Linked DNA regions of Homo sapiens: region 2 is linked to region 1. A link is a contact called in ENCODE Hi-C or POLR2A ChIA-PET data. All regions are on one chromosome and are shown on one strand. The core of a region is the stretch at or near the end of the contact, and the rest is flanking DNA. Distances in the headings are between cores, read along the strand shown.

Region 1 (4,684 bases), core at 1,263-3,762:
CTAACACTTTTCTCCTAACACTTTTCTTCTTCTACATGCTTAGGAATAATTCATATATTATTTAAAAATGTTCCTTTCATCACTGCAAAGTAAATTTCACGTTGCAAAGAATCTCTATCTGCTTTGTTCACTGATTTAGCCAAAGCACCTAGAACAGTGCCTAACTCAGTAGAATCTCAATAAAACAAATGAATTCTTTGACTCATACTTCAGAAATGAGATTTTGTCCTTTGTACTGCGCATCATTTTTTCCTCACTGAAATGTTTCTGCATGATTTACAATGTTTTCTTAAGCCTCGATGAACAGATATAGCTACACCTAAATTTAGTTCTATTCAGGACAACTTTTCTTTTTTTTTTTTTGGTCATAGCCATATGTAAATATATCTAGTTTCTGCAGTTGTCTGAAACAGCTGTCCACCTTATGTGATAGTGAGGAAATAAGAGTGGTAAAGCTATGGGAAATTATGTTTCATTTTCTGGTGGTGATATATAGATTCTTTCCCTTGGGAAAACTTCAAGAACACACCTCTCCATGATTTTATGCTAGTTGGCTCTCCATCACTGATAGTGAAATATGACAACAAAGTTGATAGATGCAAAAATCAAAGTAACTTGCTAAAATTTCTTTACATAATCAAACACAAACTGACAGATTGGGTATAACCATCTCATTTACTAGAGGCTGCAATGCCCAAGAATGAAACAGTTGAGAATAAAATAAAATCATCTTGCCCATTTTCCGAAGACAACTGACCCTATCATTTTGCATGGCTGAGAATTGTTTGTGAGAGTGGCAACTCATTCAAAAATGAATGAGCTTTGCACAATAGTCTGGTTTGCTGGCTTTAAATAACTCACTATTTTGCTGTAGGAAGTGCATCACTTTGGGAAAAGTCATACAATAATATTATAAAACTGTCCTTGATAGGTTTTATTTTAAAATCTCTAACAATGGAACTGAATATTCGAAATTCTAGCATCATCCTGTACAAATGACAGAATATCAGAATATCTTGTTTCTCTCTCTATATATATACACATATACGTATATACATATACGTATATACATATACGTATATACATATACGTATATACATATACGTATATACATATACGTATATACATATACGTATATACATATACGTATATACATATACGTATATACATACATATATACACACACACTGTCTTAAATTACAGAGCAGTGGGGATGTGGAAGAAAAGTCAATGGGCTCAGTAGGAACTGCAGTACTTGCTCATGCAGGTATGTTTAATGTTGTATTTTGTTCAACCAAAGTATTCAACTAGAAATGAGAAAAAAGTCTCATTTCTGAATGTCAGTTAAATTTATTTAAAAGATGATATAATTTCTACAATAAAGTGAAAATAATTTAGACCACTTTCTTTTAAATGAATTGTCTATCTTGAGATATTGAGCCTAATGAGAAAAAGTGTGTCAATGATTTTCTAGAATTGTATCAGCATATGTATTATAGAGAAATATTTTATTGATTAAGAACCACTTTTAGGCAGATTAAAAAATCACAACCGAATTTTATTTTATTCACTATATGTTATTGACTAGTTGAAAATTTATAAATTTGTGAAAAAAGTGACTTTTAGACTGTGTCAGTTAATGTACATTCAGAATGGTCTTCTGTACTTCATAAATATGGCCATTTGGTAATCATACAGATAACACTAAGTTGTGGCATTTCCAAAAGTATTTCTAAGGCTACAGGGTATGTTATTGTATAACAATTATTTGTAACTTAGCTGGTAATTCATGCTGTGTTTAAGGTAAGCAGAATAATCAATCACTTTTTTAAAAATGGCATGTACTTTTAAATGAAACTACATATTAAAAGTTAATATTTTCCCTTGAAAGCCTTTAAAAAGGTGTCTGTACCATCCTTGCTTTATGTAGTGACTTCAGTCTTCTATGTAAAGGTCCAGTATAGTCAATTACAGCATTAAGAGGAAAATTCCTAAAGAAAAGCCTATCTACTTAAAATCTCATTTATTATTTGGAACTCTATTGCAAAGTTATTTCAAAAATAAATTATTGAGCCCCATTCTCACAATAATTCTAGGTCATAGTTCACAATAGTCATTTCAGTCTTGTGAGATTAGATCATGTTACAGAGCCAAATATAGACATTATAACAGCATGTTCACATCCGCTGATGGTGTCCTGAAATAATCTCTTCCTTCCAAATTGTGGTCATCGCTAATATTAGTTTCTGGGTCAAGGGGTACCAAGAGAATTTTAACAAGATATGCATCTGTTTCTTTGAAATAGATAATGTTACAAATAATTAAATATTTAAATTTATACTTAATTCATACTTAGATACTCATAAATTATTTTATTTTTAATAAGAATAAGTAAGGAATCCTGTTCTACATTTTTAAATCTGAAAATATTAAAAAGAATTTTAAATCTACCCAATATTTATACATGTAACTGAACTTCAATTGAACACACACAAGGCTTGATTGCTCATTTTGGATGACTTGTTCAAACAGGCAAAATGAGATTACAACATTGTGACTTGTAATCACACATAAGATTTTTTTTTGTAGGTGGTCTTAAAAATCACATAATTGTATAGTAGAAAGAAACCTTAGAAATCAACCAGCTATGCACATCTCTTCAGTCTATGCGTGAGAAAAATGAATCCAATAGAGATTATGATAATCATCCAAAGTTTCAGATCTGTCTTCAAACAAAGAAACTATGTATTCTGACTCTTACTAAAGCTGTGTCATATCGCTTTCTTTTTTAAGTAGGCACTGATAAATACCAAAATGGTTTCAACACTTTAGAAATTATTTTAAATGCATTTTTTATAAATTAGTATGAGAGCGGTGTACTTTTTTTGTTGGTTTGTTTTGAGACAGAATCTAGCTCTGTTGCCAGGCTTGAGTGCAGTAGCATGATCATGACTCACTGCAGCCTTGGCCTCCTGGCCTCAAGCAATCCTCCTGCCTGTCTCACAAACTGCTGGAATTACAAGCATGAGCCCCTACACCTGGCCTTGAAAGCAGTGTACTTTCAGAGGCATACTGGTATTGCTGTGTCAGCTTATCATTCACAGGTAGACTGTTGGTATAAAAGATTTTTAGGGTAGTCTCTTTTGAGCCAACTTAATTTTGTTCCATGTATTATTTCTCCTTTTTATGGAGTGACATCAAAATTCTCTGTCCTTTGCACATGACAGCCCATCACATAGCTGGATTCATCATGTTTTGGAACTAAATAGATATGAGCTTGCACTCATCTCTGACTGTGACTAAGTGTCTTGATCAAATTTGGTCTCACTGAAAGTCAGTTTCCTCTATTATAAAATTGGGCTAAAACTTGGGAGGATTAGATCACAAATATAAATTACCTAGAACATACACTAATATATAGTGAGCTTTAAGTATTTTCTATTATTTGAAGAATGTGCTCATATCCTTTTAAAGAAATATTTCAAGTATAATATGATCCACTCCTTTACTCCTTTCTTGTGGAACATGATTTTTAGATTATTTGTCCTCTGAACCATACCCCATGTAAGAGCCAATGTCTTTCCGAAATGCAGTACTGAAAATTATGCTGTAGATACCAGATTTATGAACAGCACTGACATTCTGCCACCTAGACCTGCCTCACTCCTGGTGGGCTTGTTTATAAATAAGTAATTTTCTTAATAAAGACCATGATTAGTTTGCCTCCTTTTTTTTTTTTGGCCTACACTCAGCTTGTGGTAATTAAAGTTTTTCTACTTTTTTTCACATCTCTTACCAAACAGATCCTCCCACAAACCACGTGTATCTAATTGATTTTGAACCTCAATAAAGATATTTATTAAATTCCATTTTGCTTATTTGCGGCAAGCATTTCTGCTAGTAGAGGTTATTTGGAAGTCTGACTTGGTTTTGTCACTATATCCTTCCAAACTGAATCTCAAGTTTGAAATGCCTGCTTTATCCCCCTTCACCAAAATCCCTGATAGGAGTATTGAAGAGAAGGTCAAGGGCAGGAAACTATGTCATACTCTAGGGTCTATTCTGTTAACAGGAAACCTATTAATCATAAGTCCTTGTTCACTATCTCTAGTGAACAATGCTAAATGTTGGCCATTAGGTATGATAGTTACTGAAGGTTTTTGTACCTACAGTTTATCTGACTAAGGAAATTCTCTTCTATTTCTACTTTAATTGGTGTTTTTTCAATCAGGAATTGATAAGGAATTTTATTTAATTATTTTTTGGCACCTCCTGACATTCTTTTGATTTTTCTCTTTTAATTTGATAATGTAGTAAATAATGTTAATGATTTTCTAGTAGTATTTTAAACATGCATTGTTGGGATAATCCATCTTCCCCCAAAAGTCCCCCCAACCTTTTCTCTTTTTGCATTTTATGTATTGCTGGCATTGGTTGGCTAATATTTGGCTTTGGTTTTTATATTTATGTCTGTGAGGATGATTGACCTGCCATTGTCTTTGTCAAATTTTGTTGTCAAAGTTGTCAAATAATAAATTGAAAAGAATTTTCTAAAAATGTTTATGTAATTTTGAAATGCTCTGCCCATGGACTGTTTGATAGAATTCCCTTATAAAGCAATATGAATAAATTTGCAGATAAATTTGTACATTTTCTTTTGCCAAAAAAACACATTGTTTATTTT
Region 2 (4,684 bases), core at 555-3,054, 58 kb before region 1:
CAAGGTGAAACCCCTTCTGTACTAAAAAACAAAAAATTAGCTGGGTGCAGTGGTGGGCACCTGTAGTCCCAGCTACTCGTGAGGCTGAGGCAGGAGAATGGTGTGAACTCGGGAGGCGGAGCTTGCAGTGAGCCAAGATCGCGCCGCTGTACACCAGCTTGGGTGACAGAGCGAGACTCCATCTCAAAATAATAATAATAATAATAAACAAATAAATGAGAGTGTAAAGAGAGGTTCCTTTCATTCTATTCATTTTGACAGGTCACCTCCTTCTTGTTTAATTCTGTTTGAGATATCAAAGGCATTTATTCACAGCAATGCAAAAGGTATACACTGGGTTTTGAAATTCATTAATAAGTCTTCACCCTCCTTTGGTATAATGGCCCTTGGATTTTATCTTCTGCCATTCATCTATCCTCCAGCTACATGCTTGTTTTTCTCTTTTAATTTGCAGACTCAAAGGAGTGAGTCACAATTTTATCTCCTTTCCTATGAGTAGAATATTTTTGTCCATCCTTAATATAAAAAGTAAAAGTGATAAAGGCAAATTACATGCTTTGATTGTTTTGCATCTCTGCTTGAAAAATTATTTTTAAACCCTTCTTAAATGAAAAATGTTATTAACTAATTTAACACAGAGATTATTTTAAAGCCAGTACACTCCACCTTTCAGTAAATAATGATAAGAATGTTATTGCATGTTACTTGAACTAGTGTACCTTTACTTGGGTTAAAATAGCACACCACGTTTAAAGTAATCGGATGGGGATGATTATAAAGTTTAGAGCACTATATCTTCATGATTTTGAACTAATCTGAATTTCTATTCAAATTTTAATTCTTTCTCCTGCATTTTATGTCATTCTCATTGATTTTTACATGTAGATATGGAGTGGAAAGCCATTATGCTCAGATAAGTCTCATTCAAATTTATTTGATAATCATTGAGAATTGTGATGTTCGGGAACTCTAATGAGCACTTTGGATTCACTATTTCATTCAGCTTTCATAGAAATCCATGAAGGAAGGTATAGTCTTCCATTTTAGTTGAGCAAATTCGGTTTAAAAAAAGTTAAATTTTTTATTGGTGGTTAAATTTTTAACTAAATGGGAGAACTAGGGTGAATCATCTGGTGAAATTAAATCACACACTTACTGAATAGAGGGGGAAGGAGAGACAACTTTCAACATGCTGTGGGGAGGGACAGGACTTATGAAACCTTGGTAGAGAGTGGTGTTAGAGCAGGAACACTAGCTTCATTGATGGAGAGGCTCAGGGTGTATTTAACAGAAAATAAATAAACGTAAAAGAAGTTTAAAAGGACAAGTAAGAAAGTAGAGATGATTGTTATTTTAAATTTGGGACATATAATAGTTGAAGCGTTGAATGTCATTTGAATTCAACACTTCCTTTATCTCTCTCATCTAAAAAGGAAAAGGTGCCACTCACTGCTGCCATCAGCCTCTTAGTCCTTAACTTAATTAACTCATGACTATTATTTTGCCATTACTGTCAGCTGCATTGCTTTGCCAAAGCTTTGTCAGTGATATCTGCATCTTTAATTCCAATGGATATTTTCCAGACCTCAACTGAATTGAGCTTTTTCCATACTTACTACAATTAATTGCTCTTCTCTGATTTCGAAAAATTCTTTCCTGTGTTGCATCACTTCACATCCCCTAGTCTGAATCTTACTTCTTTTATTGCTCTTTCCTTTTCAGTTTCCTTTGCAATATCCTCCTCTTTGCCAAGTAACTATTACAGTTCTAAGGTTATATCCCATGCTCTTTTTGCTTCCTATTCTATGTCCTTAGACAGTCTCATTTGCACCAGTTTTTATTACTATCTACCCTTGATGAGTCACAGATGTCTGTCTCCAGTCCAGATTTCTCCTCTGAGCTCCAAACCAGAATTTCCAACTGCCTGCTCAACTCTACTGGGATATATTGAAAGCCTCCAAATTAATCATGTTCAAAACCATTCTCATCTGCTCTTCCTCCCTTCCTCAAACTCGATCCTCTTCTACTGTTCCCTACCTCAGCAAGTCACAACCATCTCCAAAACGACCCACCATCCCCTACCACATCTTATGGTAATGAATTATCAACAAGATATGTTAATTTGGCCTCCAGAATACATCATACTTCTGTCTGCTTTTCTTATTCTCCTCCCTTAGTGCCCTCATTCAAGTTATTATTACACCCTTTAGAAGCATTTTGAATAGTTGCCCAGTCATATGTACAACCATACTCTTTCTCCCTTTAGTCATTTTCCCACAGGACAAAGTTATCTTCTCAAATTTCAAATCTCATTATACTATCCACTGAGCACTTGTTTTTAAACTAAAGACAAAATTTCTAATGTATCTTAAAAGGCCCTGCATAGTCTAATCTTTCCAACTTCACTTCACTCTATTCTCTCCCTTCCTCTTTGAGCTCCAGCCACTGCAGATTTTTACACGCTCTGTGATTTTTCTCACCTCAGGGCCTTTGCACATGCACTTCTTATAGCCTTGAATAGTTCTCTTCTTTGATATCATAACTGAAGCCTCATTCCCAATTCAAATTTACTTACTCAAAGAAAACTTCCTAACCCCTCTGACTAGATCATCACTTATGTATTATGTACATATAGGATAATATCTATTGCTTTCATAGCAGATAGTGCATTTTATATGTATTATGTTGCTAATTTATGCAATGGCTTTCTTCCTCTTAGACTAGAAGCTCCATGAAGTTGAACTCATACTTGTTTTTGCTCATCATTGCAGCCCTCTAATTTGGCACGGTGCCTATTCTGTATAGCACGTAATGCATATTAAGTCTATGAATGAATAATTGAATGACTTAACATAGTCAAAGTTAGAAAGGTAACCTTTATCCTACAATTCCACTTGAGATACATAGTGTATACCCCTTACTACAGTAACTATTTTAAGAACAGACACTAGTTTTATCCACTCATATTTCCTGCAACTGTCTAAGTTTGAGTACAGTAAGTGCTTTGTTCACAGGTAAACTGAAATAATATAAGTGGAAATAAAACAACACAAACCAGTGTTTTGTTTAGATATTTAATGTTAAAAGCAATGTCTCCCCTACTGCCTAATCATAAGAATCACAAATTCTTGGGTGTTCTTCAGAGCAACAGAATCAGGGTAGAAAACCAGTGAATCTGAATCTGTAAATCTGAGAAACAGCGGTTTAATAGTGCTATATATTTATATTAATAATAGACATAGTGATTAGAAAAAACTGACATCGTTCACACATGTCTTAAGGGAAGCTATGTTCTTCTTTTCTTCTTACCTTCCTTTCTTTCTTCTATCCATTAGTTTATATTGATACAGTCCAAAAATAAAGTTTATTTATGACAGACCTACAAATGTTCTCTTCTTTTTTCCTGATTCATATGTACATTTTGTATTTTATCTGACCAATTTTTTGCTAAGGGCAGAGATATGTTTGTCCTCCTCTGTGATAAGGAAATTATTACTCATGTCTTGAGGTAGGAGAGACACTAGTTAAGGTTGAATGCTGATAGTGTGGTTGTACCTGATAATATATGATTTATCCTAATCCACAATGGTGCAATTGTGTCCCATACATTTTACTGCATATTCTTTTGGGAAATCTTAACCTAAGTACTACCATTTTTCTAGGTTCAACTGTGTGGGCTAAATGGTCTGGAAAATAGCTAGGCTGAGGAAGCCAGGTTAAGATTATTACAACAGCATTTTAGTGAAAAATTAGAGTGTCAAGGAAGAAACATGCTCAGACGAATAACCTCATATTGATTTTTTACAAAGGGACAAGTGGTTTCCAAGAGAAAGGGAGAGAGAATCTTGTCTTTTGTTTGGCATGTTAAAATGATGATAAATCAGATTAATAACATTCTAATGGTTCCAATTTTGGAACAATCAAGATTTCTGCCTGTGTGGGATTTGGGTTTAAACATTACAATTTCATATTTTAAAGATAGCCATCTTTATCTTTTGTAACTTAAAGATAGCCGTCTTTATTTCATGCTCAATTCACCACGTAGAGTTAGGATAAAAGTCAAGTCCCTGAAGAACACTAAGGACTTCTCCTTACCCAGTGCTTTTTTTCCATAAAGAAAATTGCAGTACAAAATCTCTTCCTATATTATCTAAGCTCTATTCAGAAAAGAAGAGTGCTGGCTGCTGGCAGAAGCCCATTATCCAGAAGGTGGCCTTACCAGGTTCAGGACAATACTCCCTCCCTGCGAACTGGCCTTTGTCAGTCATCAAAGCTGCCCTTAACTGTGAGAAAGTCTGTTTCCCACGTATGTGATTTATCTAAAGGGACACAAGTGGTCCCCCATTTCATTGAAATTTAGTTTGGGACCACTTTATGCTGAACAGAATTGAAAATGAGGAAGTAGAAAAGGTCTTTTCCAAAACCACTCACAAAGTCCATGCAATAATGTTATTGATGTTAACTTATGTAATATTTCCCAAACTAAATTTTCTAAAATAAGAGTTGCATAAGTACAAGTTCAAAAAAGAAGGAGTTCTTATACTGTGTTCCTTTTTTGAAGATGCATAGCAGTAAAGAAATATGTTGAACTTTATTTAACCTTGTATGTCAAAATCTTATTTGAGGAAACTAATCCCTTGCAGATTACCACAGACTGGGCGGTTTATAAGTAGCAGAGGTTGAT

The links. A loop is a pair of places that touch in the nucleus more often than their neighbours do. ChIA-PET counts read pairs that join two places held with the same protein, here RNA polymerase II (POLR2A). Pooled maps may share reads with other maps.
Region 2: a map of IMR-90 shows a loop between it and region 1 (3-fold over the local background). The contact joins two enhancer-like sites. A Hi-C loop is called at or near these places in 4 of 168 maps with a recorded cell type or tissue (IMR-90, MCF 10A, mammary epithelial cell and 1 more) and 4 of 50 pooled maps. POLR2A ChIA-PET finds 5 or more read pairs at or near these places in 3 of 52 experiments (MCF 10A, OCI-LY7 and activated T-cell).

Annotation. Positions count from the first base shown.
Region 1 is chr7:80,496,504-80,501,187 of GRCh38, forward strand. All of the region lies in intron 1 of GNAT3 (G protein subunit alpha transducin 3), which reads right to left. All of the region lies in intron 2 of LOC107986812 (a long non-coding RNA gene), which reads left to right. Among named protein-coding and RNA genes, the nearest start is that of GNAT3, 13 kb to the right of the region's middle. Within about 2 kb of position 2,513, at least 12 of the 41 ENCODE cell types and tissues checked have a DNase peak (open chromatin) inside an H3K27ac peak, as active enhancers do.
Region 2 is chr7:80,438,872-80,443,555 of GRCh38, forward strand. No RefSeq gene overlaps it. Among named protein-coding and RNA genes, the nearest start is that of GNAT3, 71 kb to the right of the region's middle. Within about 2 kb of position 1,805, at least 2 of the 41 ENCODE cell types and tissues checked have a DNase peak (open chromatin) inside an H3K27ac peak, as active enhancers do.